2 separate regions of the Mus musculus genome follow, and region 2 is linked to region 1. A link is a loop called in an ENCODE intact Hi-C map of the cell type or tissue named here. Cell type or tissue: left cerebral cortex. All regions are shown on one strand. Each heading gives the region's core, and the rest is flanking DNA. Links, peaks and the distances in the headings are about the cores only. Region 1 has its middle 18 kb from the start of Gm36799. Region 2 overlaps Gm30015 (a long non-coding RNA gene).

The links. Peaks named below come from ENCODE experiments on the same cell type or tissue, not always from the same donor. Only the 100,000 strongest peaks of a DNase experiment are listed, where the experiment ranks them.
Region 2: a loop joins it to region 1, with 3 times the contacts of the local background. A loop is called at or near these places in 4 of 42 quality-filtered maps.

The regions. Positions count from the first base shown.
Region 1 is chr9:43,336,975-43,342,347 of GRCm38, forward strand. No RefSeq gene overlaps it. Among named protein-coding and RNA genes, the nearest start is that of Gm36799, 18 kb to the right of the region's middle. In left cerebral cortex, for the core only: a CTCF peak has its summit at 2,765 (motif pointing right); DNase peaks (open chromatin) are centred at 2,771 and 3,117.
Region 2 is chr9:43,716,749-43,722,121 of GRCm38, forward strand. Gm30015 (a long non-coding RNA gene) reads right to left here. Exons shown (of 4, transcript XR_870681.3): 3 at 1,546-1,615; 4 at 93-276. Among named protein-coding and RNA genes, the nearest start is that of Gm30015, 19 kb to the right of the region's middle. In left cerebral cortex, for the core only: no CTCF peak of the experiment used is centred there; a DNase peak (open chromatin) is centred at 2,753.

The DNA.
Region 1 (5,373 bases), core at 106-5,105:
CAGACAGAAGCATGGTATGATAGAGAGAGTACAAACTTGACAAGCTCTCACATCTTTGGTCTCATGGTCCTTTCTCTCCCTCCTACCCCAGGCTGTCAAAATGCTGACGGGGAGGGGGGCATCCTCCACACCACACACTGCACACTGTGAAAAGAATCTAAATCAGCTTCAGCTCATGTCCCTGGAGCAGCAATACACCGCCCCCATCCCTCTGCCTATGGGTTCAGGGGAGCTTTCAGATCTCAATAGCCAGGCCTCCCAAGAGAGGCCCCTGGGAACCAGAAAAAGGGGGAGAAACAAAGGATAAGGGGGGAGAACTCAAAAGGCTCAAGAGAGGCAGGGGTCATAGGCTCCTGTGAAGAGCCCTCAGCACTGCTAAGGACCTGTCGTCTTGCTCTGATGTCCTTGGTAGTCACCTGCGAGAGTGAAGACAGAGTTTCCTATACTTGGCTGAAGCTTCCTAGGCCACAATCTTGCTGCTGTTTTCCCTAACAAACAGCCCCCAAGGAGTGCCTAGCAGTTGGGCACTTAATGCTACGAAGTCCATTGTCCTTTTCTAGAACCTGTGCTTTGGAGCTGAGATGTCCAGACTCTAGGAACAATGCTCTCAGCCCTAGAAGCTCCCTGTCTTGGGGGCTCCTGTTCCCACTTCCACTGCAAAGGAGGGAATGGGATAGGAGCCAGAGTTCTCCAGGGGAAAAGTCATGGGGGTGGGGCAGCTGGACCACTGCCTATCCACTGTCACCTACATCACGGAAGTAAGGCAAGGGACCCAGGTGGCAACGTCACTGAGCACATCCCCCGCCCCAACAATCCCCCCACTGCCACCATTTCCACAGCTGTGACTATAAAGTAACCACAGAACCTCCTCTCCCAGCTCCCAGGCCACCTCCCTCTGAGAGACTGGTTGCCAGCCCCAGGACACAGGAAGTGTCTCTCCCAGAGGGAGGGAGAGAACAGAAGAAGCAGAGCTCTGGTCACTTTGGGTTCATCTCGGACCCAGAGCAAAGGTCTGGGTTATAGGAGGTTCTGGGTGACACAGGTGCCTGTTAGCAGACAAGATGTGGGCTATCCTGGGGTACAGCAGGAAGCCCCAGCTGGGCAGCTGTGAGCTAACTTCTCACCCTGGCCCTGTGATCTCTTTGGAACTGGACAAGCCATTCACTCTCTCTGGGTCCAGCCTTTCCCAGTGTCCCCATTGGATCCTTACTAGGGTCTATTCTCAGTTGTCACAGCGAAGAGGGTCAGATGGGACTGGGAAGTGTGCCTGGCCCACCGGCAGGGACTGGGAAGTGTGCCTGGCCCACCGGCAGGGACTGGAGTGGAGGCTAGGCTGGGATCCGGGCAGCGATTCCCATCCCTGGGCTCTTTCCCCAGCCCAAAACTGCCCTTTCTTTCCTTTAGACCTGACTCAGGGCCTCAACCCAGAAGAGACCCTTTCATTCAGAAGAGAAGGCTGGGGCCTTGCAAGCTTTGGGGTCTGCTCTGGGCATCCAGGACCCTAGGAACAGTGCCATTATGTCCTAGAACATTGATTCCCACACATGGGCATGCTTGCGGAGGGGGGTGGGGGGGGGCTCAGAAACAGTCACCTGAAGAGAAGCACAAACACAAAGAGAAGACACATCAGACACAAAGGGGATCTAGGAAGATGTGCACTGATGTGTTGGGGCTTCATTCTCTGCATTTGAGGAACCAGGTGAGGGGGCATAGTCAGAGCACTCAGCCTGGGCTGGGGTCCAGGTTGTTCCATATACCAATTCCATGGTCTTGGGCACATTGTCCCACCTATCTGTACATCATTGGAAGAACTTTTAAGAGATGACAATGAGTTCTGAATCCCAGTCTGTAAAGATTATTCTGGTGAGTGATCAATAATTGAGAGACTGTGATTTTATCATAATCATCAAAGCAACAGCAGTGAACAATGATGACAACATGGTCAGACTCTCGAGTTTACCCTTCTCAGCATTGTTGCTGTTGTTAGTATATATTCTTCCATTTTTATACACTCTCATATTTCAGAACACTTTATTTTTTAATTGGGTATTTTCTTTATTTACATTTCAAATGTTATCCCCTTTCCCAGTTCCCCTTCTTCCCAGAGACCCCCTCTCCCATCCTCCCTCCCCCTGCTTCTATGAGGGTGTTCCTCCACCCATCCACCCACTCCCATCTCCCTGCCCTTAGTTCCTCTACACTGGGGCATCTGTCGAGCCTTCATAGGACCAAAGACCTCTCCTCCCATTGATGCATGATAAGGCCATCTTCTGTAACATATGCAGCTGGAGCCATGTGTACTCCTTTGTTGATGGCTTAGTCCCTGGGAGCTCCAGGGGGTCTGGTTGGTTGATACTGTTCTTCTTCCTATGGGGTTGCAAACCCCTTCAACTCTTTCAGTCATTTCTCTAACTCCTCTTTTGGGGATCCCGCACTCAGTCCAATGGTTGGCTGTGAGCATCTGCCTCTGTATTTGTAAGGCTCTGGCAGGGCCTCTCAGGAGACAGCCATATCAGGCTCCTTTCAGCATGCACTTCTTGGCATCCACAATAGTGTATGGGTTTGGTAGAACACTTTATTTTTTTGGAGACTCTCTTGTAGCCCAATCTGGCCTCAAAATCACTACGTAGCTAAGAATTACCTTGAACTCTTAATCTGAATGTCACATGATAGGACTACAGGCCTGTGCTAGGGCACTTGCTCTTTCTTTTTTAGAGCCTGCATTTGGTGATGGGCACAGGACTCAGGCTCCCGGAATTCTAGAACTGACCAGCAGGTGGCAGCATTTCACCATCATTAATGGGCACAAAAAGTACTCATCTGCCTAGGCAGGGGAGGCAGGGGAGGCAGGGGGCCAGGCTGCACCCCCAACACCCTCATCATTAAACAGATCTTCTTGTCCCGGGCTAGGAAGCATTGTGGTGAAGGGTAAACCCCTGGACTGAGCAGGAGAGAAGGACTTGTCCCTTGACCCACCAGTGCATGACACATATCTGTGGGCTCTGCAGTGGGGCTGTGGGAATACCAGGCTCCTTTCTGCAGCCCCCCGCCCATCTCTGTTCTCTCATCACATCTTCAAGCCATCTCCCAAGAGTGACCAAGGCAGTTTTGTCTTTCTGAGTATTGACTATTAAGTTTGAGAACGAGCTGTTGTTCAGCCACATAAACAAGGAGGATAAACACTAATTACTTGGTGAATGTGCCAACTGCTGGTTCGGAATCCATCACCTTGCCAAGGCTGAGGCTCAGAAGAGGCTAAGGGAGAGAAGATGGGGGTGTGAGCCAGTCCCTTGGGGGCCGGTAGATGAGGAGTCTACAGGGGTAAGTGAGCTCAACTCTCCCTAGGGTGATGAAAATATTTCCAGAGTCCCTGAGATTCATGAGGATGGATAGGACTCTAGGGAAGGGAAGGAGGCAGAGAGGGGGAGGAAGAGGGTAGGGAGGGGGCAGAGAGGGGCAGGGAGGGGCAGGGAGACCTTTTGCTAGGCTCATGGTCATCAATACATAAATATCAATCGGCCACAGTGTTTTGTTTCCCTGGTGGGCTGTCAGTCCTTGGTAGAGCCTTGCATTTCTTTAAGGTTGTCTCATCACTACCTGAAGACCTTGATGGGCCGCAAGCCTCATTATTGACAATGACCTACCTTCAGGAGGCTGATCTGGTAGTGGGAGGCCTGGCTAGGGGAGCTTGTGTTCAATAGGACTCTAATGACATTGGGGTGAGGGCCGTGTCTACAATGGCTAAGAGGTGCAAGCTCAACCAGATGTGTTTATTTCCTGGGCCCAACTGAGACAGAGATACAGGGGTCACACTGAAGTGACAGGATTGGGGGAAGACACAAGACCAGAGAATAAAACTCCATTCATTCATCGTTGTAGCCTGCCCACTGCCCCGCCATGCCCCCATGCTGTCTGCAGCTGAGGTTCCAGATTGGCAGATTCACCGAAAGGCAGATTAAAAAATGTTATGGAAAAAAATGGCAGCTGTATGGAACATGGAGACTTTTTTTTAATCCTTTGTCATTATTCTCTAAATAATACACTTATTTACATGGCATTTACACAGTATCAGATATAGGTAATTGGGAAGTTTTGAGATGTACAGGAGGATGTGTGTGGGATATATGCAAATTCCACAGCATTTTACACACGTAACTTGTGTGTCTGTGGATCACGGGGGTTGGGTACTGTTATCAATCCTCGCCAGGCACCAAGGGGTGACATTATTGGAGCCATGGCAAGAGGTAAGTATGGGGGGGGGTGGGTGGAAGGGCGGGAGCCTGCAAGGTGGAGGTGACCTAAGTCTAGCTTTTCCGGGGGGGGGGGGGAGGTGAGCTGATGTGGTGTGGTATAGTGGCTGTCTCCACGGAAGCTGTGCAGAGCATTTAAGAGGAGATTCAGCACACACCAAAACAGAGATCCTCATAGACCAGAATGGTTGCAGAGACGTCATCTAGAAGCCTCATTGTGGAGATGGAAGGACACGCAGTCAGGGAAGCAGACCCATGCTGAGCAGGAAGTAGCTGTGGGCAAAGCTCTGGTGTTCAGGACAGGCAAGTAGGGCAGCAGGTCCCGGCTGCAAAGCATGCCAACACAGGTGAGGGACACTTTGCCTCAACTGTCAAGGGCTAGTGAGGATATTATATAGAGATCACCCCTCCCTTATGCCTGCATGTTGTTGCAAAAGAAAAGGATACGTTGTTTGTTTCCTTTCTGATCCTCAGTTTTCTTGTCTGCAGAATGGGAGTAATACTGTGCCAAATTGTAAGGATGAAGCAAGGGCTGGTCCACAGAGTGCCTGGCACTTTGTTTACAGGGGCGGACAGGCGCTAAATGAATAGGGCAAGGGTGGCCCTGTCCTCCCCTTCCCTGACTACTGTTCTTGTGGTGACGGTTTGGAAACTGAACTTTCCCGTGTAGGCAAAGGCCTGCTAATCTTTGATGTTGCTTGACTGTGCACACTGTGGCCAGGCTGAGCCTGGGCCCTTCCTTTCCCCATGGGCGTGTAGCCACGGGTCCCCCGAGCTGTGTCTGGTAGCAGGAGGGACATAGACCAAGCTCCTTCCAGAGTGCAGGGCTGGCCGCTACATGCACGCATGGGTGGTCGGGGTAATTAATTTACACATTTTATCCTGCTTAGACTAATACGATCCCATCCACCTTCCTTGAGCCCTTCTTGCTGAGCGTGTGTGATGTCATCTCCACTCTAGATGCTTCCTGCTAATGTCCTTGTCTCAGCCCAAGCCTTTAGACCCTGGGTCCACACACCCCAGGCTTCTCATTTTTCCTGCCCAAAGCTGGTCCAGGAATACCACAGAGGCTATCAAAAGACGCCAATCAACTTTTGTGCAGCCGGCTCACTGAATCTTCAGA
Region 2 (5,373 bases), core at 134-5,133, 380 kb after region 1:
ACGTACAATCTGTTTCTGAAGGGGTCACACAGCATGTATACTTATTTACCCCACCCCCAAGGCCACTGACAAATCAGAAACCACTCAAAGCATTTCAAGCAGATGGATTTAATTGGTGGACTCAATTCTGTCTGATGACAGAGAGGTAGGGAGCCCATATTAGCCACATAGAAAACTGTTTCCTTCCTGGGGCTGGAACTGGGGAATGTTGTAAGTAGAGCTCAACACAGAGATGACCAGGAAGAACATGGAGCCACTGTAGTCAACCAGGGAGAACTGGAATATGAGAGGAGGGGCTTATTGGCAGAAGCCAAGGAGGAGAGGCAGATGCTGTAGAAATACAGCCCCATGGAGACAAAGATCTAGGCTTCTCTCTCTACCCACCTTCTTCCAGTGCCTTTAACTGACTGGACTCATCCAGAAGCCAGAAGGTAAGAGAGTCTGGGGAGTGAAGCTTCCTTGGGTCATACAAACCAGAGCTGGGAAGAGCAGGATATGATCAGGAAGCAGATGATGGGCACATTCATTCATCCTTCCATCCATGCTCCCATTTGCTGACCATCAACAAGCAGTGGGATTTAAATGCAGAAGGATGCCGGATCCTGCCCTCAGAGAGCTTGGGATCCAGCAGAACTAGGACTGTATCTCTCTCACATCATTCACTCACAGCTGGCCAGAGGCATCTGTTCACCCAGCCTGGAGGCAGGAACCCCGTGGAGCTATGGAGTAGCAGGTAGGGCAGGGGCTGGAAGCTTGCAGGGTACCAAGAGGCTGGGGAATTGGGAAGGGCAAGCTGCTCAGCTGCTGAGCCTCCTCCCCAGGTGAAAGCCCGGCTCAGAATGTAATGACTCTAAAAAGGAAAGAAACCCCCGAAATCCCACTGTTTGTCTTTGGAACCTGGGAAGTGCTGGGGTAATGAACATGAAACGCAGAGGCTGCTCAGAAGCTGCCTTTGAAACCTTGCAGGCAGGCTTTGGCTTTGTCAGGGAGCAGCCTTCCTTTTCAAAGCCTCCTGGCTCCAAGCTACCCTCTCCTCCCTCATCCCTAGCCGGCACTGGCTAATTAACTGGAGATGTTAAATGTTTCCTGGCTCTATGAGAGAGAAGTCCGTGTTTTTCTGTGGGCCTGGTAGCAGGGCCTCTACTACCACTGTACCCCAAGAACACTCCCCTCTTCACTGTGCTCAGACTAAGTCCCTCCCTGTGCCCAGCTGTTCCCCAGTGTACCCTCTTACCGACTGTACTGAAACACGCTTCTGTTCTCCTAAATGTGCCCCTTCCCAGAAGCCAGACTTATCATATGTGACACATATGTATCATATGTGACTCGATGAGGAGTCACAGTCTAAGTCTCCACTCCAACTGAGCTCTTGTGCACAGCCATCCTTGAATGACCGGGCCTGGAAGTATCCCTCAGCATAACTGAAGCAAAACATCTCCAAACATACCCACCGCTGAATTCTCTTACTGACTCGGGGAGCAGAGAGGTGTGTGACAACCCCACCCCCACCCCAGCCTTGCCTCTCCCGTATCACAGGTGGGCTACCTGGCATTGCAGCTTGTCCATGATGCCACATGATAACCTTGAGCTTTGCTCTCTAGGCGTCAGGTGTCATCTGTAAAGAGAAGCCGGAGAACTGTACCAACCAAGCCCATTGGCTCTCAAATGGGCCTTACCCCCACCATTCTGACTCAGTAGGTCTGAAAGAAATCCCTTAAGTCTCACTGTTTGTCTTCGGAACCTGGAAAGTCTAGTGTAATGAACATGAAATCTGCATTCCGTCCCCAGTTCACTACGTAGTCCTGGCTGGCCTTGAACTTCTGCCTGTCTCCCGAGTCCTGGGATCACAGCTTTCCATCTTTTACGCTATCATGTCTGGCCTAAGAATCTGCATTTCTAATATGGCACCTGGTGCTGAGGCTTCTGCTGAGGAAACTATGATAAAGAGCTTGTGAGAGGGGAGAATGGTGAGGGTTGGTAGGTGGGTTTGAGTTGTTTTGTCAGAATAAGGTGTGTTTACAGGAAGCTCAAGCAGGAGCTTGTAGCTATGTAGCTGGCAGAGACTGGGCAGGGCTCACCTTGCCATCATTGTCATGGCTTTTGTGGGTTTGCTTGCCTTCATGTCTAAGCAAGACTTAATCACCATCGAGTGTCCAAGCTGGAAGAAGTTTGGAAACCGATCAACCCCAAGAAAGGTCAGGTAAGTCCCTTACTGGTGAGCCCCCTCCAGAAACATCCCGGGGTCCAGCTGGGCTAGGCAGTGCCCTGTCTACATGCAAGGGAGGAAATATATAAACATGTGTGACGTCTGTGTGTACAAGAAAGTCACTGAGAGAGTTTTGATCAGAATGACCAGGGCAAATTGAATGACAGACGAATTTGAATAAAAGAAGTCTTCTCACGGCTAAATACAGTGGATCACACCCTTAATCCCAGGGCTATACAGAGAAACCCTGTCTCGAAAAACCAAAGAAGAGGAAGAGGAAGAGGAAGAGGAAGAGGAAGAGGAAGAGGAAGAGGAAGTCATTTCCCCAACCCTCAAAGTTTCATAGTTCTGGACCCTCAGTTCCAAGCCCCAAACTCTAGGGCCTAAAGGATCTAATAAAAAGGCAGGGATTCCTCTACTACTAGAACCAGGGTTTCCTGCTGCCTGGGTCAGGATCTGCCTCAGCTCTACACAGATGTCAAAGGCGCTCCCACACACCACAGTGACATCAGCTGAAATGAATGGAGCATCGTGGCAAAGAGACAAAAATTTCACAGAAAAGAATCCAAAGCAGACAAATCCCTTCCAGCCATGCTGTCCCCACCCACGTCGCCATACCCTGTCCAGCTGCTCCTAGGGATGCCACTTCTGGGACAGAGCCTGCCCTACTTGCAGTCAGGCTTGAGAGTGGCCCAAGAGTCACAGGGATTTCAAGGTCAATACCAGACCTGACAAGCCTCCTCAGCAGTCTGAGCCCACTGGGAAATCTGGAGGCAGGAGGCAAGAGAGAGAGACAACAGAGAACACACCCAGGCCCTTAAGATGATAAGGTTCTCCAGAGCCAAGAACTCTGTGGACTAGATGGAAAGACCAGCAAACAGCAGCCAAGAAGTTGTGTGTGTGTGTGTGTGTGTGTGTGTGTGTGTGTGTGTGCTTATCAAACTGTATGAAAATATTTGTGGGAACCCAAGAAAGGCTAGCAGAGAATTCCACAGGCCAAGGAAAATACACACAGACTAGGTATGCACATACATGTGTTCACGCATGTGTACAAATACATGGACAATCACACACATGGACATACAGATACACATATGTATTCATGAGCACACACACACACAAACACACACAGGCTGTGCTGTGTAGGTGGTACCAGGAACAAGAAAAGCAAGTAAAAAGCCAAGAGTTGAACTGCTGTCAGAGTGAGCCAAGAACAGACTTGTTTGTGTCTGTGACAGCAGGCTGTGACAGCAGAGGACAGAGCATGCCTGTGCATGTGGACCACATGGGTATGTGCCTCAGGAACCTGTGGCTGCCCCTGCAGGCAGTAGCCTACAGTGTACTCTGACACTTGTGAGGGTCAGACACTTGCAGCCAGAGTCTCCTTCACTGGGGACCTAACTCACAGCCCCTGTCAGTGACTACTCAACCCAGGGTGCTCCTTACCCCTCGACTTCTTCCTCCTTAGGCACTAATATGACCATCCCCAACTCTGGGACAAGTCTCTCTGTTCTGGGGGACAGCCATGGCATCCAATCCAGTACAATAACCACTAAACCAAATGCATGTCCTGATCCCATCAGCCTCATGTGACTAAATTCAAATAATAATATTTGTATCCCTCTCCCCTACTCCTCCTTCTCTTGTTCCTCTTCTTCTCCTTCCTCATCCACTCCTTCTCTCCTCTCCTCCTCCTTCTTTTTAAAAGATGAATAGATATTTTTTGTAGGAGATTAAATGAGATAATGAGATAAAGAATGTGAAGCCCCTGGCATTGCACCAACTACAAAGCAAACACTTCCTCTTCGGCCTCTAATTCACTCTCCCAGGAGTAAATTGGTCAAAACTCCCAGGGACTTCCCAAGTCACACCACCTGCCTGAAACTGGAGGTGACCTTAGAAGCCATGTGTTCTAGGTCCCACCTCACCAAGTTGTAAATGTAGACTCTCATTCCTGGAGAGGCCTGTGCATTGACACTGGAGCAGAGATCAGCATACAGACTGCTGCCTCATCTTGAGGTCAGTCTTAGCATTCGGCCTTCAGCCAGCAAAAGGTCAGAGCAGGGAGCTTCCAAGGTTGGCTCCCTTTGGCTTGGAGATGACAGTGAACTCTGGAGATGGAAGTGAGGGGTCAGAGATCAGAAAAAAAAAGAAAAAAAAAAAAAAGACTCTGTGGGATAAAGCCCTGCCCCTCTCAGGAGTCAGTCAGCTCTGCACTGGTCCAGGTCCCCTCCATCTCCTGCCCCTACCTTGCTCCCCACCACAGCTGTGACCCACAGGACCCACACAGTGCTAAGGCTAGCAGGTCTGTGCTGGGACTTGTCCTTCCCTTGAGCAAGCGTCCCAGGAAAGAGAAGAAGGAACGCTGGGAAGTTAGCAGAGATCTTGTTTCTTCTTGTGTCTGCCACACCCTGTATGGGAGGTTTCTGAGAGGAATAGGTACACAAGCCAGGAGCGATGAGGCTGGCCCCTCGCTCCACACTGGCCTAGAACTCACTATGTAGTGCAGGCTGGCATCAAACATGCAGCAATCCTCCTGCCTCAGCCTCCCAAGTACAGGGATTATAGCCATAAACCGTCACATATTGTGGCATGAGGTTAAATTTGATAGAGACCTGTGAAGTGCTTAGAGTATCAGATGGTGCAAAACAAAAGTTAGGTAAGTACTAGCTGCGAGTGTTATTTATTCAGTTATCAAACAAACAAACAAAAGTCCTGGGTTCATCTGCCAGGTGTGCTGCCATGGGAAGGATGCTGGAGAGGAAAGCCAGGGCCTCTAGCATGCCAAGGAAACACTCTACACTGACCTCCATCCCAACTCAGTCTCTCAGTAATCATGTAAAAACTGCATAGATAACAAATCGAGATGCAGATAAAGAACAGAGCAAAAAAATTTTTAAAGTAAAATAATTAATTTTTTTAATTTAAAAAATAAAAATAAAATAAAACAAAATAAAAGGGGCTGGAGAGATGGCTCAGTGGTTAAGAGCACTGACTGCTCTTCCAGAGGTCCTGAGTTCAATTCCCAGCAACCACATGGTGGCTCACAACCATCTGTAATGGGTTGTGATGCCCTCTTCTGGTGTGTCTGAAGACAGCTACAGTGTACTCATATACATAAAATAAATGAATAATTCTTTTTTGTTTGTTTGTTTGTTTGTTTTGTT